Linked DNA regions of Mus musculus: region 1 is linked to region 2. The links are chromatin loops, found by intact Hi-C in ENCODE. Cell type or tissue: heart. All regions are shown on one strand. Links, peaks and the distances in the headings refer to the core of each region. The heading gives the core; the rest is flanking DNA.

Region 1 (5,316 bases), core at 1-5,000, 220 kb before region 2:
GTTCTTTACATGGGGGAAGTCAAGGAAGGTTAGATATTATGATGTATATATAACAGATGTGAATCCAAGGGCCTTGTGCTTCATAAAGTCCTGAAGTTGTTCTGGTTGTAATGTCAAAATGGAATGGGCCAAAACTGGATAGATGTAAGGTTCCTAAAGAACAATAGTCTGTTTTTCCTGGCTCATGAAAAAGAAATTGGCTAGAACCTATGCAACCTCGAAATGTCAGTTGTATGTAAAATGTGGATAGAAAGCTAAATAAAGATGGATGGATGACTGACTGGAGCCGTAACTAGTAAAGCCTGCCTTTCCTCTCAGGGTTCTCCATTAGAGCTCTAAACAGACTTGGTTGCCTGTCTCCTAACAGTCAGGAGGAGACTTGAGTAGTTAAGTAGAAATGGCCTGTAGTGGGAAGAAACCTTAGATGAGCTAGAACCTGCAGAGATAGATTCTACTGTAACATTGTTCTCTTTCTCTTTTTTAAGACCCCACCAACAACTGAACGTTTTGGCCAAGCTGCAACAATGGAAGGAATTGGAGCAATTGGTGGAACTCCTCCTGCATTCAACCGTCCAGCTCCGGGAGCTGAATTTGCTCCAAATAAACGCCGCCGATATTAGATAAAGTTGCATTGTCTAGTTTCCTGCAGCCCTTAAAAGAAGGGCCCTTTTTGGACTAGCCAGAATTCTACCCTGGAAAAGTGTTAGGGGTTCTTCCCAATAGATAGGCCTTCCCTGCTTGTACTACTCTAGGGAGCATGCTTGAAGGCAGAGGGGCAAGGGAGGGGTGGTATTCAACAAGTCAAAGTCTGTGGTATATTGCTTTATCAAGACTGTCTGGTGCATTCCTGAACTATATTGATTGTTGAGGGCCTGGAGAACCATGGGAAAATGAACTCAGAGCTCCATTAATCTTGATCATTCCTTCTCTCTCTTTCTCTCTCTCTTGTTTTAATTACTTTCTCATCTTTATTCCCCTCAACCCCTGAGACACTGCCATATATACCACAAACCATAAACATCCTCCAATGACCTAGCCCCATCCCTCCATTCACTCCCAGGTAAGAATTCAGACAAATGTCCACAGAGGTTACAGCATACGTACGGTTGTGTTATATCTCATATATGACCCCTTCATGTCCTAAGGAAGACATTTTCTCTTAGAGGTTTTCATTTTAGTATATCTTAAAAGAATCTTGTGTTACCTTGCCTCCATCTTTTTCTTGGGTAAGGACTACACTTTGTGTCTCTGATGTTGCTGTTCACAGCTTTTCTTGATAGGCCTAGTACAATCTTGGGAACAGGGTTGCTGTGTGGTGAAGGTCTGACAGTAGCTCTTAGTCTTGCCTATCTTAGGTAGCTACGCTGTGCATTTTTATTGGTATACTATGAATTGTTCCAGATACCTTCAGTTTGGAAAGTTTTCTGAGAAATGGAGACGTCATGCAGCATCACCTTATTAAAATACATTTGAAGCCTTTTCATTTTCTGTGCTGTTTTTTTTTCTTTAAAAAAAAGGGAGGGGAGGAAATTCTGTCTTGGGAGGTATATACAATAAGACTACATAGCGGTGATCTTTGACCTTTGAATTGAAATATTAAAACATCAGGCAAACCTGGGCAGGGGAAGGTGCTACGTATTGTGGAATGGCTAGGACCAGTGCTATTGGCACTACCTGGAGGTAATGGCAGAAAATGGAGGGGGTTGTACCCATACCCACACAGGGAGTGGGGAACTTAATTAGTATTTTGTTTCTGAGCAGCTGCTGGGATGTCAGAGGCTTGGAATTGGCAACATCTAAAACTGCTGTAGTTAACTGACCTCGCCCAAGTTCCAAGGGCTCTTCCTGATCCTTTTTTCCTGAGCCTCAGCTCTGGGACACTTTTCTATTGGCTGGGAAGCCCAACTCAAGTTCCCTTGCCCATGTTTGGAGGTGGACGCCTCCTGAACTAAAGATAGAACCAGCTGGCCCTTCTAAGCAGCTAAAAGCCTTCAGGCTAAGAGGTGTTCCCCACTCTGCAGCCAGACTCCTTGAAATACCCTTTGAGTGAGCTTCAGTGTCTCCATGTCTCTGCTCTGCTATAACAAAGGCTGTGGGCAACACTTTGACCCCAATACCAATCTCCCTGGTGAGTAAATTATTTACCTCAGGGTTCTGGGTAGGTGTTTAGGGTCAGCTGTGTAGCTGGCCATTGGGAACAGGGAGAACAAAAATTGGGCTTAACTGAATTGGTCTGGACGATCTTGACTTTCCACATTCCATGAAATGCCATTAACATGAACCTGGAGAGAACTGGGATGGCATTTGGCCTGGTTACCTTTCTGCCTTGATGTTTGTGCTGGTTATCTACAGATTCCTGTCGCTATCACCCTGGGGTGCCAATCTTTCATGATGCACTTAAGGTGAGGAATGGGCGATGCGGGCTTAGCAAGAACATTTTCTACAAGGAAATATGCCCAGAAAATCTAAGCTGATTTCTGGGTCTCTTGTTCCCAGGGTTGGTCCTGCTGCCGAAAGCGAACTGTAGATTTCTCTGAGTTCTTAAACATCAAGGTAAACCCTTTACTTCCTTGGATTCAGCTCCCTATAGAAGAATTGTACTTCTAACTCTTCTCTCCTTAATCTGTCCTAGGGCTGTACTGTGGGACTACACTGTGCAGAGAAGCTGCCTGAGGTCCCTCCTCAGCCTGAGGGCCCTGCCACAAGTTCACTTCAGGAGCAAAAACCTCTAAATACAATTCCAAAGTCAGCAGAGACCTTGTTCCGAGAAAGGCCTAAGTAAAGAGACCTGGGGGCTTTGATCTATGTCCATGTAGCTTCCCTAGGAATTAGTGGCTCACTGGGGTTCAGAAACTAGGGGCTAGGGATCTGAGGAGGGCCATGTGTTGACTTGGATGATGCATCTTTTGTTGTGGGGGAAATTTGTATCAAGAAAAGTCCTTTGCTATAAGACAGTGGAAAGGAAGATGGAATAGATAGTGTTATTCTAGGGACTAGAGAGCCCCTCAGATACATGCTTAGTATACAGCAGAGCAGTGTTTGGTTTTGTTGAGAAATAAGCTGTCAGCTCAGTCTTGAAGGCAATCCTCTTGCCTTAACTTCCTGAATGCTGAGATTACAGGTGGGCACTACCACACTTACTTGAGAATGAAGTGCTATTTTTGTTGTGTATTTTTAGTTTCTAATGATCGTTATTTAGTATAGAAAATGGTGGGTTTCATTATCACATTTTCATGTGTATCATTGTACCTTGCTCACGCCCCCACCAACACACCTGTATTGATCTCTTAAGATCTTGGAAGAACTTTAAGAAATCTTACAGCCATGTGTTTTGTTGGCTCATTCTTGTTAATACCGGTACCCAGGAATGCCGAATCAGTAATTGCTGTAGATACTGGGCTGGCCTGGGCTACAGAAAATTAAAAAAAAAATCAAATGTTGGTTCATTTCAACACTGCAGAGGCAGGCAGCAGGATCACCACTTGTCTGAGGCTACTCCATTCTGTACAGTGAGTTGGAGGTCAGTCATGGTTACCAAGTGGTAACCTATCTCAAAACAACAAAAGAACCAGTAGTCTATAGTTCAACAGAAAAAGGTGATTCCTACATAATCCTGTCAAGTTGAGTTTGGTCTGTGAAACCTACATTAGGACTGGAAGAGAGAACTGACTCTACAAAGTTGTCATCTGACCTCTCCACACGTGCTGAAGTATGTGTGTCACACTAATAAAACTCAAAAACTCAGTTTTCTAACTGAATTTCCTTTTGAAACAGTAGCCCTGGCTGGCCAGGAAATCAGAGATCTCAACTTTTGTTTTTATTTTTGGCTAACTTTTTTTTTACATTTTTATTTATATGTATGTGTGTGGTTACAGGCAGTTGTGAGCCACCTGATGTAGGTGCTGGGAACCGAATCCAGGTCTTCTCCCCACCCCCCAACCCTGGCTGAACCATCTCTCCACCCCCTAAAAAAAAGCACCTTGCAGGGCCTGGTAGAGCATGCCTTTAATCCCAGCACTCAAGAGGCAAAGACAGGTGGATCTCTTGGGTTTGAGGCAAGCTCTGGTCTCCAGAGTGAGTTCCAGAATGGCCAGGGTTAAATGGAGAAACCCTGACTCAAAACAAAAACATAAAAAGCTACATCTTCCATCAAAGAAAGGAAGTAATATTAGCAAGGCACGAGGCTCCAGAGAACAATACAAGGTCCACAGTCTAATAGAGGAAGAGAAAGTGATACAGTTCTGTGGGGAAATGTGGAAGAGAAGCATCCAGCCAGAAAGGAAGCCCTGGGTACTTTCCCAGGGTTCTAGAATGTGAATGTCCACAGAGAGGAAAATTGCCAATGGAGTTGCTACATGACTTCTCTGACCCTGCTCATTTTCACCAAACTGACTTGACTTTATTCTCATGGGTAAGAGTGCTAGAGCTGGTCACTCTGATGAATGAGTCGGAACTAAATGCCAGCTTATAACCTCTAGGTCTGAGATGCCTCCCAAACTGCTACCACTTCTTATATCTCAAGCCCTGGGAGTGGCTTTGGAACAGAAGGAACTAGACCAGGAACCGGGAGCAGGTAGGTAGGTCTTTCATAGGACAGATCTCAAAGACTGCAATTTCATGTAAATGCCAGTAGGGTGGGGGAAATAAAACAGGTTGCTGACTGTTTCCTTTGCCCAGGACTTGACAATAGTCTGATCTGGACTGGTTCCAGCTGCCAGAACCCAGGATGTGATGCTGTGAGTGAGAGTTTTGCGGGGCTCAAGCATGTGGCTGAGAGATAACCAGAGGGATGCCTGGGTTATAGGCAAGAATGTGAATAACCTACTTCACTTTTGGCCTTCTTAGGTTTACCAAGGTCCTGAGAGTGATGCTACTCCGTGTACCTATCACCCAGGGGCACCTCGGTTTCATGAGGGGTAAGAGAAGGGACTGGGCAGGCTTCTCCCAATATGGACAAGAGTAAGGGCTTGGGGGTAGAATTCAAATACACTCTATTCCTCCCTCAGGATGAAGTCTTGGAGCTGTTGTGGTATCCAGACTCTGGATTTTGGGGCATTCCTGGCACAGCCAGGATGTAGAGTTGGTAGACATGATTGGGCAAAGCAGGTAAGCCCCATGTTTCCTCAACACTCGGTTAGGACCCAATTCCAGAGATAAGCTCTCCTCCCAGTATCTCATGGCTGACCTCCTTAACTTCTTCTTTGATACAAATCAAGTAAGATTCTGCTCTTATCACTCCATAGCCCAGAGTCTAGGCCATATGAAATAGTTGATGTTTCTGAGTTTTCTTGTTTCTTTATACCCTGGTGAGACTCC
Region 2 (5,381 bases), core at 267-5,266:
CTTTCTTCCTAGAACTGTGAGATCTGTTCAGGCTGTTTCATAGGTCTCAGTACAGGTTATGTATGAAGCATGCACACTGTGCAGCTGCCACAGAACTGCTGACCTAAACTGCTAAGGTGACATCAAACTGGCCACATGAACTAAATGAAGTTTGCTATCCAAAGTTTTTTTCATAGGTGTGGGTTTATATGGTTGTTTTAATGTTTAATTTCTGAGTGCTCTGCTGCATATAAAATACATCTATAGGCCAGAAGAGGGCATCGGATCCCATTACAGATGGTTGTGAGCCACCATATGGTTGCTGGGAATTGAACTCAGGACCTCTGGAAGAGCAATCAGTGCTCTTAACAGCTGAGACAGCTCCCCAGCTCTCCAATTTTAGATTTGTCATCATTTGTTTTAGCTTTGTTTGGGATAGGTTTCATGTATGCCAGGTTAGCTTTAAATTCTCTGAGGATCACCTCGAACCTCAGATCCTTTATATTTCTACCTCACAATTACAGGGTCTCAGGGGTGCACCAACATGCTCATGTAGTTTTTGTCGTTGTTGTTTTGTCTCACTACATGATACTGGATGGCTGGTAACCCAGTGTGTAGGCTCAGCGATCCATATGCCTCAGCCTCCTGAGGGTTGGGATACCATATGCCTGCTTTTCATGTGGTTCTGGCATCAGAACCACTAGGACTTTATATGTGCTAGGCAAAGCGCACTACCAACTGCGCTTCATCACCAGTCTCAGTTCTAACGGTTTTTTAGATAAAACATTTACACATGACTTGATTTTCCTAATGACCATTTATTCTGCTGCTAGATTAATGTCCTTCATAAACCACCATATGAACATCCAAAAGACTTGAAGCTCAGTGATGGCCGATTGCGTGTAGGCTATGTGAGTTCTGACTTCGGGAATCACCCTACTTCACACCTTATGCAGTCTATTCCAGGCATGCATAATCCTGATAAGTTTGAGGTAAGAATGGGTTTTTTGGTGGCTTTACCCTGTCATCTTCAGCATTAACTTCACTTCCTTTTGAGAAGGTTGGAGCAAAGGTTATTGAGCACACTGTCCCCTCCCTGCCTTTCAGGTATTCTGCTATGCCTTGAGCCCGGATGATGGTACAAACTTTCGAGTGAAGGTGATGGCGGAAGCCAATCATTTCATTGATCTTTCTCAGGTAAAACTGTGATCGTTCTGATCCTTCCATTTTTTTTTTCCCCTAAAAGATTTTTAGTTTTATATATAGAGAAACCCTGTCTAGGAAAAAACAAACAAAACAAAACAAAAACAAAACCCTACTGAATAAATAAAAGAATAAATAGTTTAAAAAGGAAATACATCTTGGGTGTTAAGAAGATGAGGATTTCTTTCAAAGAAAGCAAAGGCTATGTGAGGCCCCCATCTCATTAAAAATAAAACAACACAGTAGTAGAAAGTTGCCTTACCTATTTCTGAGAATGTTTGTGTGTTGTTGTTGTTTCTTTCTTTTTTTTCTTTTTTTTTTCTTTTTTCTTTTGGTTTTTCTGTATAGCCCTGGCTGTCCTGGAACTCACTTTATAGACCAGGCTGGCCTCGAACTCAGAAATCCTCCTGCCTCTGCCTCCTGAGTGCTGGGATTAAAGGCGTGCGCCACTACCGCCCAGCTTTGTTGTTTCTTTTTTTTTTTTTTTTTTTTAAAGATTTATTTATTTATTATATGTAAGTACACTGTAGTTGTCTTCAGATACACCAGAAGAGGGCATCAGATCTCATTACGGGTGGTTGTGAGCCACCATGTGGTTGCTGGGATTTGAACTTCGGACCTTCGGAAGAGCAGTCGGGTGCTCTTACCCACTGAGCCATCTCACCAGCCCCCAGCTTTGTTGTTTCATTCTTTTGTAGGGTGGCAGGGGGAGCATTGAGGCAGAGACTTACTATGCTCCTAACCCTGTCTGGCCTGAAATACACAATGTAGACCAGGTTGGCCTTCTGTAGTGTTCCTTTTGCTTCAGCCCTCTATAAGTTCTGAGATTGTGGTAGGTGCTACCATGCCCTTCTGGTTAGTTGTCTTTATTTCTGTGTTTGGCTCTGTTCTTTACTCTGTAAATTTTGTGATGAATTAAAGTTGAAACCTATGGGAGAATTTAATTTGCTGTAGGTTCTATTATTCACATGGGTGACAAGTAAAGAAATATACCTTTAGACATGAATATGTCTAACTAAGTATGCATATATTTGCATGTAAACACATGTATAAATAAGTCACTGGATTGGGGACATAGTTAATGTAGTATAGTGCTTTCCTATTATACATGAAACCCTGGATTTGCTTTGTAGCACTGTATAAACTGGGTGTTATGGCTCATACCTATAATCTCAGCATTTTTAGAGGTGGAGGCAGAGACAGTGGGATCAGGGTTCACGGTCTGTCTGGGCTAGAGACCATGCCTCAAAAATGAAGTCCAGACATGCTCAGTCAACTGTGGAGATCTTGCAGTACTACTCTTGAACCTTCTTTTCTGAAGACTGGGTCTCTCAGTGAACCTGGGGCTAGGCTGGAAGCTAGCAAACTCTGTATCCTCCTGCCTTCAACCTCCACAGACCTAAGGTTTGAGGTGCACATGGGTGGCCACATCTGGCTTTTTATATGGATCCTGGAAGCCACACTCAGGTCATCTTGCTTGTATAGGAAGCACTAGCACTCTTACTGAGTCTGTTATAGTCCTCTGTTTATACCACTTTCCATTGTAATTATATTATGTCAAACTTCTAGTCATCTTTTGTTATGTGGCTTATCTGTCTATTTTTTAAGACAGAGTCTTAAGTATTTATCTCTAGCTGGTTGCAAAGTCATAATGCTTACCTACCAGGCTCGTAACAATGTGCTTGGCCTCTTGTTCATCTTTGAGGCCTATTTCAAATACTAGCTCCTTTCTGGAACTTACTAAGCCATTCAATTTAGATGGAAGCTTAGCTTCCTTTATTTTCTATCTCTGCAATGCTTTGATATTATAGCAGTCCTAAGCTCTATGTTGCCTAGTTCACTGACTTGGTTTTCATCTCCTTTTTTTTTTCCTTCAAACTTAGCCTGTTTTTTTTTCTTTCAAAGAGGTAAACAGTAGATTATGTGAGAGATTTTAATCATGTCTGAGTACACCGTAGCTGTCTTCAGACACACCACAAGAGGGCGTCAAATCTCATTACAGATGGTTGTGAGCCACCACGTGGTTGCTGGGAATTGAACTCAAGACCTTTGGAAGAGCAGTCAGTGCTCTTACCCACTGAGCCACCTCTCCAGCCCCCCCTCATCTTTTTTTTTGCGACAGGGTCTCTTGTAGCTGAGGCTGGTGTTTATCTTCTGATCCTCTTGCTTCTACCTAACAAGTGCTGGGACACAAGAGTGAGCCACTGGCCCTAGCTTTCCCATCTCTTTTTTTCATCTAGGTCTCTAAATTCTGTTTAATGTTATTAAAACCAATTGTATTAATCTAAGATTCTACATCGTTCTTCCTGTGTGTTCCACAGATTCCTTGTAATGGAAAAGCAGCCGACCGCATCCACCAAGATGGAATTCACATCCTTGTGAATATGAATGGGTATACCAAGGGTGCTCGGAATGAGCTCTTTGCTCTTAGGCCAGCTCCTATTCAGGTAAAAGAACAATCACTTACAATGTCTATTGGTCTGAAAAGATAGTGGGTTTTGGGTTTTCTCCATCTGGCTAACTGCTCTGGAAAACAAAAATAGACATTCTTTATTTTAAAAGTGTGTTCTTGGAATGGACGAGGATAGATTTTTAGGTGTAGACATAGTGCCTACCAGTAAAATATCAGTGGAAACAGGCATTTCATGGTTTTCTATTAACAGCTCCTTTGCTTAACACATTTGAAGAACACCTTAACACAAAGTTATTTGGAAAGGCTGCTGGATTGCTCTTGACTAATGAAACCAGCCTCTCATTTATTTACATACATAATTTGAGAGCCTTTTGATGAAGATTCTCGTTTGAAAGAACTCCTTTGGGGAGATGGTTGCTATATCTACAGTAAGTTGGTAGGTTTATGGATGGATAACAGTTGTTAGCTTTTGGTCTGATTGTTTTTGTTTGTATTTTTTTAAGGCCATGTGGCTGGGCTACCCTGGGACTAGTGGTGCACTGTTCATGGATTACATCATCACTGATCAGGAAACTTCCCCAGCTGAAGTTGCAGAGCAGTATTCTGAGAAACTGGCTTATATGCCCCATACTTTCTTTATTGGTGATCATGCTAATATGTTCCCTCACCTGAAGGTAGGCAGAAAACAATGATATGAGGAAACCCCGAGAACTGTGTTTGATCCTCCCTTTGTTGTCCAGATTCACCTTTACGAAAAGGGATGTCTGAATTTTTTTCCATTAGAAAAAAGCAGTCATCGATTTTAAATCCAATGGGCACATTTATGATAATCGGATAGTTCTGAATGGCATCGATCTCAAAGCATTTCTCGATAGCCTACCCGATGTGAAGATTGTCAAGGTCAGAACCTAGTCAGCATTTGTCATTGAAGCAAATCAAATTTGTGATTTTTTTTTTTTTTGTTTATAGTTCATTTTTGTCTTGCTGATTTTTTTTTTCCAGATGAAATGTCCTGATGGAGGTGACAATCCAGACAGCAGTAACACAGCTCTTAATATGCCCGTTATTCCCATGAATACGATTGCAGAAGCAGTAATTGAAATGATTAACAGAGGGCAGATTCAGATAACAATTAACGGATTCAGTATTAGCAATGGACTGGCGACTACACAGGTAAAAGGACTGTAATTATGTATCACATACATGACACCCATCCTTTCCTCTAAGTCTTATGGCCACTCCATTTTACAGAGTAAGAGATAAGCTTATTGGGAACTGGCTCTTTTGAAGCTGTGTCTGGTTTTAAAGTCATTTGGCTTCAGCTATCAGGCTCCTTAGTGAGAACCTACTGTGCTAACATTTTGTATTTGCCTTTCTGTGCACCATATAGTTTTTGCTTCTGTAAACTTATCCTTTCTCTGGCCAAATCCTGCACAACCTTTCAATTCAGATCTTTTTTTGTTTTGTTTTGTTTTGTTTTTTTTCGAGACAGGATTTCTCTGTGTAGCCCTGGCTGTCCTAGAACTCACTTTGTAGACTAGGCTGGCCTTGAACTCAGAAATCCGCCTGCCTCTGCCTCCCGAGTGCTGGGACTAAAGGCGTGCGCCATCACGCCCCGGCTCTTTTTTTTTTTTTTTTTAAGATTATTTATCTTATGTATATGAGTACACTGTAGCTGTCTTCAGTCACACCAGAAGAGGGCATCAGATCCCATTACAGATGGTTGTGAGCCACCATGTGGTTGCTGGGATTTGAACTCATGACCTCTGGAAGAGCAGTCAGTGCT

What was found. Hi-C counts contacts between places; a loop is a spot of excess contacts. Peaks named below come from ENCODE experiments on the same cell type or tissue, not always from the same donor. Only the 100,000 strongest peaks of a DNase experiment are listed, where the experiment ranks them.
Region 1: it touches region 2 in a loop (2.9-fold over the local background); 7 of 42 quality-filtered maps call a loop at or near these places.

Annotation. Positions count from the first base shown.
Region 1 is chrX:101,447,109-101,452,424 of GRCm38, forward strand. It overlaps Nono (non-POU-domain-containing, octamer binding protein), which reads left to right. Exons shown (of 12, transcript NM_023144.2): 12 at 486-1,485. The coding sequence ends at 620. It overlaps Itgb1bp2 (integrin beta 1 binding protein 2), which reads left to right and starts at 2,001. Exons shown (of 11, transcript NM_013712.2): 1 at 2,001-2,128; 2 at 2,353-2,402; 3 at 2,497-2,553; 4 at 2,633-2,778; 5 at 4,479-4,573; 6 at 4,678-4,736; 7 at 4,846-4,916; 8 at 5,007-5,106. The coding sequence starts at 2,065. In heart, for the core only: no CTCF peak of the experiment used is centred there; a DNase peak (open chromatin) is centred at 1,943; H3K4me3 peaks cover 1,104 bases; H3K27ac peaks cover 934 bases.
Region 2 is chrX:101,668,945-101,674,325 of GRCm38, forward strand. It overlaps Ogt (O-linked N-acetylglucosamine (GlcNAc) transferase (UDP-N-acetylglucosamine:polypeptide-N-acetylglucosaminyl transferase)), which reads left to right. Exons shown (of 22, transcript NM_139144.4): 13 at 813-971; 14 at 1,087-1,176; 15 at 3,504-3,629; 16 at 4,099-4,269; 17 at 4,379-4,495; 18 at 4,598-4,768. Among named protein-coding and RNA genes, the nearest start is that of Gm52429, 24 kb to the right of the region's middle. In heart, for the core only: a CTCF peak has its summit at 3,145 (motif pointing right); no DNase peak of the experiment used is centred there.